Linked DNA regions of Homo sapiens: region 1 is linked to region 2. Evidence: chromatin contacts called from ENCODE Hi-C or POLR2A ChIA-PET data. All regions are on one chromosome and are shown on one strand. Each heading gives the region's core, a stretch centred on a gene start or an enhancer-like site at or near the end of the contact. The rest is flanking DNA. Distances are from core to core; before and after follow the strand shown.

The links. Hi-C counts contacts between places; a loop is a spot of excess contacts on that map. ChIA-PET counts read pairs that join two places held with the same protein, here RNA polymerase II (POLR2A). Pooled maps may share reads with other maps.
Region 1: a pooled map shows a loop between it and region 2 (6-fold over the local background). The contact joins the promoter of UTP11 here to the enhancer-like site in region 2. A Hi-C loop is called at or near these places in 8 of 168 maps with a recorded cell type or tissue (CD14-positive monocyte, CD4-positive, alpha-beta T cell, CD8-positive, alpha-beta T cell and 3 more), 2 of 37 single-sample maps with no recorded cell type and 14 of 50 pooled maps. POLR2A ChIA-PET finds 5 or more read pairs at or near these places in 16 of 52 experiments (CD4-positive, alpha-beta T cell, HEK293, HepG2 and 11 more).

The regions. Positions count from the first base shown.
Region 1 is chr1:38,011,050-38,016,498 of GRCh38, reverse strand. UTP11 (UTP11 small subunit processome component) reads right to left here and starts at 3,765. Exons shown (of 8, transcript NM_016037.4): 1 at 3,634-3,765; 2 at 79-140. The coding sequence starts at 3,696.
Region 2 is chr1:37,920,733-37,925,627 of GRCh38, reverse strand. The region is part of intron 7 of INPP5B (inositol polyphosphate-5-phosphatase B); the gene reads left to right. Among named protein-coding and RNA genes, the nearest start is that of INPP5B, 24 kb to the left of the region's middle. Within about 2 kb of position 2,672, at least 6 of the 41 ENCODE cell types and tissues checked have a DNase peak (open chromatin) inside an H3K27ac peak, as active enhancers do; they include CD14-positive monocyte and CD8-positive, alpha-beta T cell, where a contact is called at or near this core.

The DNA.
Region 1 (5,449 bases), core at 2,516-5,015, 90 kb before region 2:
CACTCAGGCAATTCAGCTGCAGTGCAAGGAGGTTGTAAGCTTTCTTGGCAGCGCCTCTACCAGAAAGACTGAACTCACTCTGCACGAAGTTTGTAATCTTTCTTTTTCTCCAGCAGGCCCAGATGTTTTCGAAAGCCAGGCTAGAAGACAAAAGAAAGAACAACAGTGCTTAGTTTCCTCCGCAAACACATATCCAAATCAACACGACATCTAACAGGCACAGGAGTCTCTGGAGTGCTCAGTAAATCCAGTCCTTGGAGCTAACCCATGACCCTGTTCCCTCCCCTCCCCACAACTGGGCTCTGCCCAAGGATGAGAGGGACCCTGCCAGCACCAGACAGGTCACAAGCACTGCTGTAGTAGGTTTCTTGGCCTATTAAGGACAGAGAGAGGCAACAATGACTCGGCACTAAGCAAGCAGTTGCCAGTTGTACTAAAATTACTACCAACTTAATCCAAGGGTTTATAAAATACTACAAAGGGAAAACATAGTAACAGGGAGGCAACTGTGGTAAGGGAGCTAAATTTAGAGTCTGGAGATGTGGGTTCAAATCCAAGCTTTACCTCTGAACAATCTGTGACCTTGGGCATGTCACTTAACTTCTCTGAGCTGCTATTTCCTGACTGTAACATGAAAATAGTACCTGCTTCTCCGGGTTATACTGAGGATTCAAGGAGCTTCTATTAATGGTAATGCCTGCACATGGCTTGACACATAGCAGCTTTCCAGCATGAGTTTACTATTATTATTATACTTGTGGTACTCAGTATGAGAAAAAAGTATGACAGAAAGTACTTTCTCTGACGTAGACTTGGAGAGCATGGAAGGTATAAGGATTAAATCTTGGTATGATCCTTCTACATACTACCATTTGTTGAGCACTTAGTATATGTCAGGGTCTTGCAATGTGCTATGCTCCTTACACAATTTCATTTAATCCCCACCACAATCTTGGAAAGAAGGTGAAACAGGCACTATTGTTACCCCAGTTTTCCATAAAGGGAATGAGGTTTAGAGAATGATATGCCCAAGAACACAGAACTAATAAGTAGCAGAGCCAAAACTAGAACCCATTCTCCCTAGGGCCATCACAGTAGACTGAGTCCTCTTCTGTTGCGAATAATCTTAACATTTTGGGAAATGCATACACTTCTCCAGTGTTTAAACTTGTATAATAGGCCGGGTGCAGTGGCTCATGCTGTAATCCCAGCACTTTGGGAGGCCACGGTGGGTGGGGCATCTGAGGTCAGGAGTTCAAGACAAGCCTGGCCAACCTGGTGAAACTCCACCTCTACAAAAATACAAAAATTAGCCGGGCATGATGGCAGGTGCCTGTAATCCCAGCTACTCAAGAGGCTGAGCTGGGAGAATTGCTTGAACACGGGAGGCGGAGGTTGCAGTGGGCCAAGATCACACCATCGCACTCCAGCCTGGGCAACAGGGCGAGACTCCGCCTCAAAAAAACAAACAAAAAAAAACTTGTATAATAATTTGGGTAGGATTTTTAACAGTCATCTTTCTCATCTTTTATCCTTCAAGTGATGCAATAAATAACTATTTAAGGCCAGGCTCACACTTGCAATCCTAGCACTTTGGTAAGCTGAGGTGGGCAGATCACTTGAGCCCAGGAGTTCGAGACCAGCCTGGGCAACACAGTGAGACCTCATCTCTACAAATTAAAAAAATAAAATAAAATTAGCTGGGTGTCACAGTACACGCCTGTGGTCCCAGCTACTCAGGAAGCTGAGGCAAAAGAATGGCTTGAGTGAGGGGGTCGAGCCTGAAGTGAGCCGTGATTGCCCCACTCACTCCAGCCTTGGCAACAGAGGGAGACACTATCTCAAAAACATAAGTAAAATAATACCAAACCTCCCCTAATAATTTTAACTTTAATTACAGCAAAGGGAGGTTAACAGAGTAGAGAAAGCAAGCTAAAGGGTCAAAAAAGCAACAACATGAGGTGAGGCAGAAATCTTGAAATCTCTCATGTCCACCTGAATGTACAATCGCATTACAAAAGGAAACCTGGTATTGTATCTGAAATAGTTTACGTAATAACACATACACCCTCCATACAAAATATCTTCAGTAGCTCCCCTGCTGCCCTACTGAAGGATCTGCAGGATAAAGTCCAAACTACCCAAATATGGAACGTTTGTGTCAACGGTTTACCCACCTTTTCAGGATGGTCTTCTTCTCACCTCTTCTACACAGGCCATCTGTTCCTACTCAGCCATGGCCATGCCATGTCCACAGCCAGCTCTGAAAGCCCTCTGTCTTCTCTGCTAATCCAATTCCACTACTTACAACTGTGACTTTGGATATACTATTCAATCTCTTTAAGCACCAGATTCCTCATTTGTAAAATGAGGAATGAGGGTAACATCCACTTCAGAGGGATGTTGTAGGATTACATGAGACAATTGTAAAAACATGCAGGGCTGTGCCTAGCATATAGTAAGTGCTCAAAAGGTGATAGTTTTGGCCGGGTGCAGGGGCTCACGCCTGTAATCCCAGCACTTTGGGAGGCCAAGGCGGGTGGATCACCAGAGGTCAGGAGTTCGAGACCAGCCTGGCCAATCTGACAAAACCCCGTCTCTACTAAAAATACAAAAATTAGCAGGGCATGGTAGTGTGCACCTGCAGTCCCAGCTACTCGAGAGGCTGAGGCAGGAGAACCGCTTGAACCTGGGAGGCGGAGGTTGTAGTGAGGCGAGATCGTGCCACTGCACTCCAACCTGGGCAACAGAGTGAGACTCCATCTCAAAAAAAAAAAGTTTGATATATGCTATTAAGCAGGAAGACTGAACTGTAGTTAAGAGGCCTTAGTTCTATCCCATCAGTCAGCTGCACAACTCTTTCCCCTGTCTTCCTCATCTGTAAAACTAAGTTGGAGCACATATGTATGTCTAAGGGCCTTTCTGAATCAGATATTAAGCACGGGATTCCTGACAGTGTATCAACTGATTCTGCATATAAGCTTATTTCTACTCAACCTCCCTACACAGACACACCCACCATAGAAATCCTAGAACTGTTTACTCTGCCTGAATCTGGTGTTTGTAACTGGACAAGTCACCACTCTGGACCTCAGTTTCCTCATCTGTATAATGGGAATGGAAAAGGCCAACATTAAGGGGTAAGGCTTAAACAAAAAGCACATATGGCAGATCTTCATGAACCACAAGCCCAGCGTGATGATGATACCACATTAGTAACCACAGTCTCTTCGGTCAGGGCCCCCATATGCAGCAGGCGGAGCTGCCCATTAGACGTGGGATCCAATTTCAGCCCAGCAGTTGTTGCCTACATGAGCTCTGACCTCAACTCCTCAGAAGAGACCAGGCACTTGACAGACATCTTACTCAATCACCACACTGAAATCTTCCAGAGCAGGTTTTATATCCCCAAGGAAAGGGGGGCACCCCTGCTTTTCCTAGAACGGAAACGACAAATCCCCTCCACTCGTTCCCACGAAGCTCCGCCCCAGCCACGCCAGCGTCATTAACATACATTTACGTGCATTTATATACTATACAGTTTGGACCCGGATCCCACGGTGGCGACAGGGTTGGGGCAAGGGTAACACATGGCGACAAAGGCCAGCACTTGTGGGGCCTGTATGGTCCTACCTGGCTTCGCTCTCTGTGTTCCCGCTGCCGGGACTTAGCCGCCTTCCGAAAAGCCGCCGCCATGTCTGTACAGCCTTGGAAAAGATCAGTGGAGAACGCCGGATCCGCACTGCCTCTGCCGCCAAGTCCACTGATTCCTACCGGAAATAGGCCTAGCCGCCGGCGGTTTAGAACCGCCTACTTCCTCTAAGCAACCTATCCGGAGCCGGCTTTCAGGAAGTACGTCATTTAACAGAGGCAGTCACCGCAGGCTGCTTCTGGGAAGTGTAGTTTCCCAGATATAGTCTCGTGACTCTATAAGAGCCAGTTCTTATTCGCTAGCGCCTGTCCACGCTACCCAGATCTCGCCTTCGCGCTTGGCCCGCGTGGGCACCTGGGAACACGTGGCTGGCACTGGCCTCCGTCTGAGCTGGGCTTAGCGTGTGCGCATGTGCAGTCACTTACAGCTCGGCACGGGTTGCTGTATCTAGAAGGTATGTTTAAAGCTAGAGCAGTACGGATTTAACAGTTTTGGGGCTGGCTGGGCGCGGTGGCTCACGCCTGTAATCCCAGCACTTTGGGAGGCCAAGGCAGGCGGATCACGAGGTCAGGAGCCTGCCCAACATGGTGAAACCCCGTCTCTACTTAAAAAAAATACAAAAATTAGCTGTGCTTGGTGGTGCGCGCCTGTAATCCCAGCTACTCGGGAGGCTGAGGCAGGAGAATCACTTGAACCTGGGAGGCAGAGGTTGCAGTGAGTCGAGATGGCGCCATTGCACTCCAGCCTGGGCAATAGAGTGAGACTCCGTCTCAAAAAAAAAAAAAAAAAAAAAAAAAACACTGTTGGGGCTCAGGACTCACCACTCCAAAATATGACTGTGGGAGGCCAGAATATGCCACCCCAAAATATATATTTCTCTGGCTTGTTTCTTAAAGCTGGTTATGCTGAGAAACTGCAGATACAGGAGTTGCTCTGAAAAGCTGTCCTTCCTTTTGTAGAAATAAATTTATCACCTACAAAGGAAATCTACATTTTTAGTGAGGTATCTGTGTCAAGAAGAGGGCTGACAACTATTACTTCCTGAGAGATTTTATCTCCATAACAGGACATTTCCTCCTCTCACCTTCCCATAATATGTGTTGCCACCAGCCCCCAGAGGCCCCATGCCACTATTCTTTTCTGTAACTTGGGACACTATATAAACTTCATTCATCTGACCTGTCCATTTTTTGCTCCTCTACAACAGTGTACAGGAAAAAATATTCTATAGAGAGACAAGAGACCTTAAAACCATAACTGGCTCTGCCATTCACTTACAGGCTGTGTGACTTTTGGCAGGTTTCTTGACTTTAATGAGCATCATTTTTCTCAAGCATAAAATGAGGATAATAATAACATACACTTCTTGCCTCATATTGCTGTCAAGAGCTCACAGTTGAACTGAGGAGTCATATCTGTAAAGAGCATAGAAGGAAATCACCCAATGACAATAGCTATAAAGTTCTGAGTCCCTCACATCCCTAAGGGAATGGCTGGTTGACGATATGCGAATCAGAGGCAGTACAAGGTAATGACCCATGAGGTGTGTTCTGATGCCACCCCAGTCAAGGTAAAGTTAGATTCACTGAGCCTCCATCTCCCCATCTGTAAAACTGAGGTAATAATAATACTATACCCACAGGACTGTTTTGATGATTAAACGAAATATGTTGGTTTTTTGTTTTTTGTTTTTTTTTTTGAGACAGAGTCTCGCTCTGTTGCCCAGGCTGGAGTGTAGTGGCATCATCTCGGCTCACTGCAAGCTCCGCCTCCCGGATTCACACCATTCTCCTGCCT
Region 2 (4,895 bases), core at 1,423-3,922:
ATATATTTATTAGAGGAAAGATACTGTACTGTTGGAGGATAGATGCTAGCTGACTTGCATGTTTTTCTTTGCTACTTAAAATATACTGTTAGCCCGGCACAGTGGTGCGCACCTGTAGTCCCAGCTACTCGGAGGCTGAGGCAGGAGTCTTGCTTGAGGAGTTCCAGACCAGCCTGGGCAACATAGTGATATCTCTAAATTTAAATAGATAAATATATAAAATAAATTACGCTCTAACAGTTTTGTTATTGGTGATCCATACATGAACTGAAGCTAGCAAATATGAATGAGAAGAGACTTTCTTTCTTGGAATGCCAATGATGAGAATTTAAACAAAGTGGATGTCAAGAGGCCTGGACATTTTTCTTTTTCTTTTCTTCATGGTTCCTTGGTGCACTATTACTTTCTCTTTTTGTTTTTATTTATTTTTATTTTTATTTTATTTTATTTTTTTGAGACGGAGTCTCACTCTGTCACCCAGGCTGGAGTGCAGTGGTGTGATCTCTGCTCACTGCAGCCTCCACCTCCTGGGTTTAAGCAGTTCTCCTGCCTCAGCCTCCCAAGTAGCTGAGATTACAGGCATGTGCTAACATGTCTGGCTACTCTTTGTATTTTCAGTAAAGACGGGGTTTCAACATGTTGGCCAGGCTGATCTTGAACTCCTGATTTCAGGTGATCTGCCCACCTTGGCCTCCCAAAGTGCTGGGATTATAGGCGTGAGCCATCATGCCTGGACTAATTTTTATATTTTTAGTAGAGACAGGGTTTCACCATGTTGGCCAGGCTGGTCTTGAACTCCTGACCTCAAGTGATTCAGCCTGCCTTGGCCTCCCAAAGTGCTGGCATTACAGGTGTGAGCCACCATGCGCAGCCTCTTTTTGTTTTTAGAGACGAGATCTCCCTGTGTTGCCCAGGCCGGTCTCAAACTCCTGACCTCAAGTGATCTTCCCGCCTCTGCCTCCCAAAGTGCTGGGATTACAGGCATGAGCCACCGCGCTTGACCTCTTTGTACGATATTAAACGTGTGTCTCAACTTTCCTCTTATGTCTTTAAAATGGGAGTGAATGTTTGCCTCCTGGAAAGTCACACAGGACTTAAGCAATGCTAATTATTTAGACGTGCTTTCATTTGGGAAATACAATTAGAAATGGGAAATGCTGGCCAGCAGCGGTGGCTCATGCCTGTAATCCCAGCACTTTGGGAGGCTGAGGTGGGCGGGTCACTTGAGGCCAGGAGTTTGAGATCAGCCTGGTCAACATGGCGAAACCCTGTTTCTACTAAAAATACAAAAATTAGCCCGGCAGGGTGGCACATGCCTGTAGTCCCAGCTAGTCAAGAGGCTGAGGTACGAGAATCGCTTGAACCCCAGAGGTGGAGGTTGCAGTGAGCCGAGATCACGCCACTGCACTCCAGCCTGGGCAAGAGCGAGACTCTGTCTCAAAAAAAAAAAAGAAAAAGAAATGGTAAATGCTCACCTCTGAGAACTGAGAACCTGGCTGCTGTCTTCAGGGTCTATCCTAGGGGGATTTCTTCCTGATAAGAACTGCATTGGCTGGGCACAGTGGCTCAGGCCTGTAATCTCAGCACTTTGGGAGGCTGAGGCAGGTGGATCACCTGAGGTCAGGAGTTTGAGACCAGCCTGGCCAACATGGTGAAAACCTGTCTTTACTAAAAATACAAAAATTAGCCAGGTGTGGTGGCTTGCGTCTGTAATCTGCGTGCCACTTGGGAAGCTGAGACAGAAGAATCACTTGAACCCTGGAGGCAGAGGTTGCAGTGAGCAGAGATCACGCCACTGCACTCCAGCCTGGGCGACACAGCGAGACTCCATCTCAAAAAAAAAAAAGAACTGCACTTACTCCTTTCCTCCCTCCATTTTCATATTTCTGAATGCAGTCACTAACAACCTCAGGGTATCCTTGACTCTTCCCTCTGCTCTCATGTCTAATAAGCAAATTCTGTTCATTTTTTTTTTTCTGCAGTGCCTCTCCTATCTACCCACATTTCAAAATCCCCCTTATTCATGTTGGTATCCTCTTAGCTGAACTGTTGCAGTAGTCTTCTTGTAAGTCTTCCCAACCTCAAGTTTCCCTCTCCTTTAGGGATCTCCTTAGAACATAACTTTGATCGTATTCTACTATTTTGTATGTGAACTTCAATATTGTACCACTCCCTGTTGCCTATAGAATAAAGCTCAAATTCCTTAGTATAGTGGTCAAGTCCTGCACTGCCTGACCTCAGCCTGCTTCTCTGTCTGGTCTTATCTGCTACAACTTATCTTCATTTCCTTTTACTTCAAACTTGACTGCTTATTATTTCTGGATAAAGCCCTGTACTTTTTCACCTATTTGTTGACTTCTCATTCAGCTACATTTTTGTAAGCTTGAACTTGCTGCTTTTAGCATTTTGCATTCTCTCTCCTTCCCAAATGACAGCCGAATGCCTTGTACATCAGTAGGTGCTCAAAAAATGTCTGTCTCTGGTTGAATTGTAGAGACCCATACAATTTCTAGCCCAAGGTGCTTTGTGGCCTCAACAACTCCTGCCCCCTTCCTCTTTGAGCATGCTCTGCATCTCTGTGTTGCCCTCCCCGCTTCCTGGTTTGCTCTTGCCCACTTCTCTTTTAGCTTTATCACCAGACCACAGACAGTTCACAGAAGGCCCACTGAAGGGAAGCCTGAGAAGGAAAAATTCAAGTCATCTCTCCAGGGGCCTATCACCACTAACCAACCTGTTGCCGTAAAGTAATTGCACTGTAGTCTTCCTCCTTGAAAGCTAAACTGGTCATATTTAGTCCTTGCCAGCCTAAATTGGATTTGCACAGGGTGCAAATTGGATTTCCAGTCTAGAACTTACAGGTTTGCTTGGCATGAGATGTGTTTTTAGAGATGTCTGTGTTCATTTTATTTTATTTTATTTTATTTATTTTTTTGAGACGGAGTCTCGCTGTGTCACCCAGGCTGGACTGCAGTGGTGCGATCTTGGCTCACTGCAAGCTCCGCCTCCTGGGTTCATGCCATTCTTCTGCCTCAGCCTCCCAAGTAGCTGGGACTACAGGCGCCTGCCACCATGCCCGGCTAGTTTTTTGTATTTTTTAGTAGAGATGGGGTTTCACCGTGTTAGCCAGAATGGTCTCAATCTCCTGACCTCGGCCTCCCAAAGTGCTGGGATTACAGGTGTGAGCCACCGCGCCTGGCTTATTTCATTTTTTGAAACGGAGCCCAGCTTATTTCATTTTTTGAGACGGAGTTCACTCTGTCACCCAGGCTGGAGTGCAGTGACATGATCTCGACTCACCTTAACATCCACCTCCCAGGTTCAAGCAGTTCTCCTGTCTCAGCCTCCCAAGTAGCTGGGACTACAGACATGTGCCACCATGTCTGGCTAACTTTTATTTATTTTTATTATTTTTATTTTCATTTTTTTGAGACAGATTCTAGCTCTGTCACCTAGGCTAAAGTGCAGTGGCATGATCTCAACTCACTGCAACCTTCACCTCCCATGTTCAAGTGGTTCTCCTGCCTCAGCCTCCTACGTAGCCAGGACTACAGGTGTCTGCCACCACACCCAGCTCATTTTTATTTATTTTTAGTTTTTTGAGACAGTCTTGCTCTGTTGCCCAGGCTGGAGTGCAGTGGCATGATCTCGGCTCATTGCAGCTTCCACCTCCTGGGTTCAAGCAGTTCTCCTGCCTCAACCTCCTGAGTAGCTGGGATTACAGGCGCTCGCCAGCAAGCCCGTTACAGGTGCCCGCCACCACGCCTGGCTAAGTTTTGTATTAGTAGAGACGGAGTTTTGCTATGTTGGCCTGGCTAGTCTCGAACTCCTGACCTCAGGTGATCCACCTGCCTTGGCTTCCCAAAGTGCTAGGATTACAGGCGTGAGCCACCACGCCTGGTCTTTATTTTATTCATTATTATTTTTAAAAAATTTTTGTATTTTTAGTAGAGACAGGGTTTCACCACGTTGGCCAGACTGGTCTCGAACTCCTGACCTCAGGTGATCCTCCCACCTCAGCCTCCCAAAGTGTGGAGATAATAGGCGTGAGGCACTGCGCCTGGCCCTGTGTTCATTTTAAATGATAGAATCTATGGCACTTCTTTTTAAAGCTGTGAGATATTTGAGAAATGTAAAAGAAATGAAAAAAGAAAACTAAACATGGTTATTTAACTTTGAAGAAAGTAACAAAACAATTTGGGATGGTGGCAAAGCTGAACTGGAAAAAATGGATTTTTTCCATTCTTTTCAATGCCAGGTGCCCTGTGTTATGAATGTCACTCAAGAGTTACCTGCCCTGTGTACTATGTGCTAGGTAAACAGCTCCTTTTTGTCATAAGAGTAAAATCCAAACTCTACATGGCGTTTGAAGTCTTACAGTTTAGCCTAAATTTACTACTGTTGTTATCATTATTAGTAGCACTTACCATTTATTAAGCACTTACTTTGAGTCCATGGGCCTTACACTGTGTCACAAAAATTCCATAAGAGGATCTCTATTATTTTTATTTATTGATTTATTTTTGAGATGGAGTCTTACTCTGTCACCCAGTCTGGAGTGCAGTGACGCGATCTCGGCTCACTGCAAACTCCACCTCCCGTGTTCACGCCATTCTCCTGCCTCAGCCTCCTGAGTAGCTGGGACTACAGGCGCCCGCCACCACGCCCGCCTGATTTTTTGAATTTTTAGTAGAGACAGGGTTTCACTGTGTTAGCCAGGATGGTCTCGATCTCCTGACCTTGTGATATGCCTGCCTCGGCCTCCCAAGGCTCTGGGATTACAGGTGTGAGCCACCGCGCCTGGCCGAGGATCTCTGTTTTTCAGCTGGGAGATTGAGGCTTAGAGAGGGTAGGGTAACATGCTTGTGATCACTCATCTGGTCATTGGCGGAGTCGAA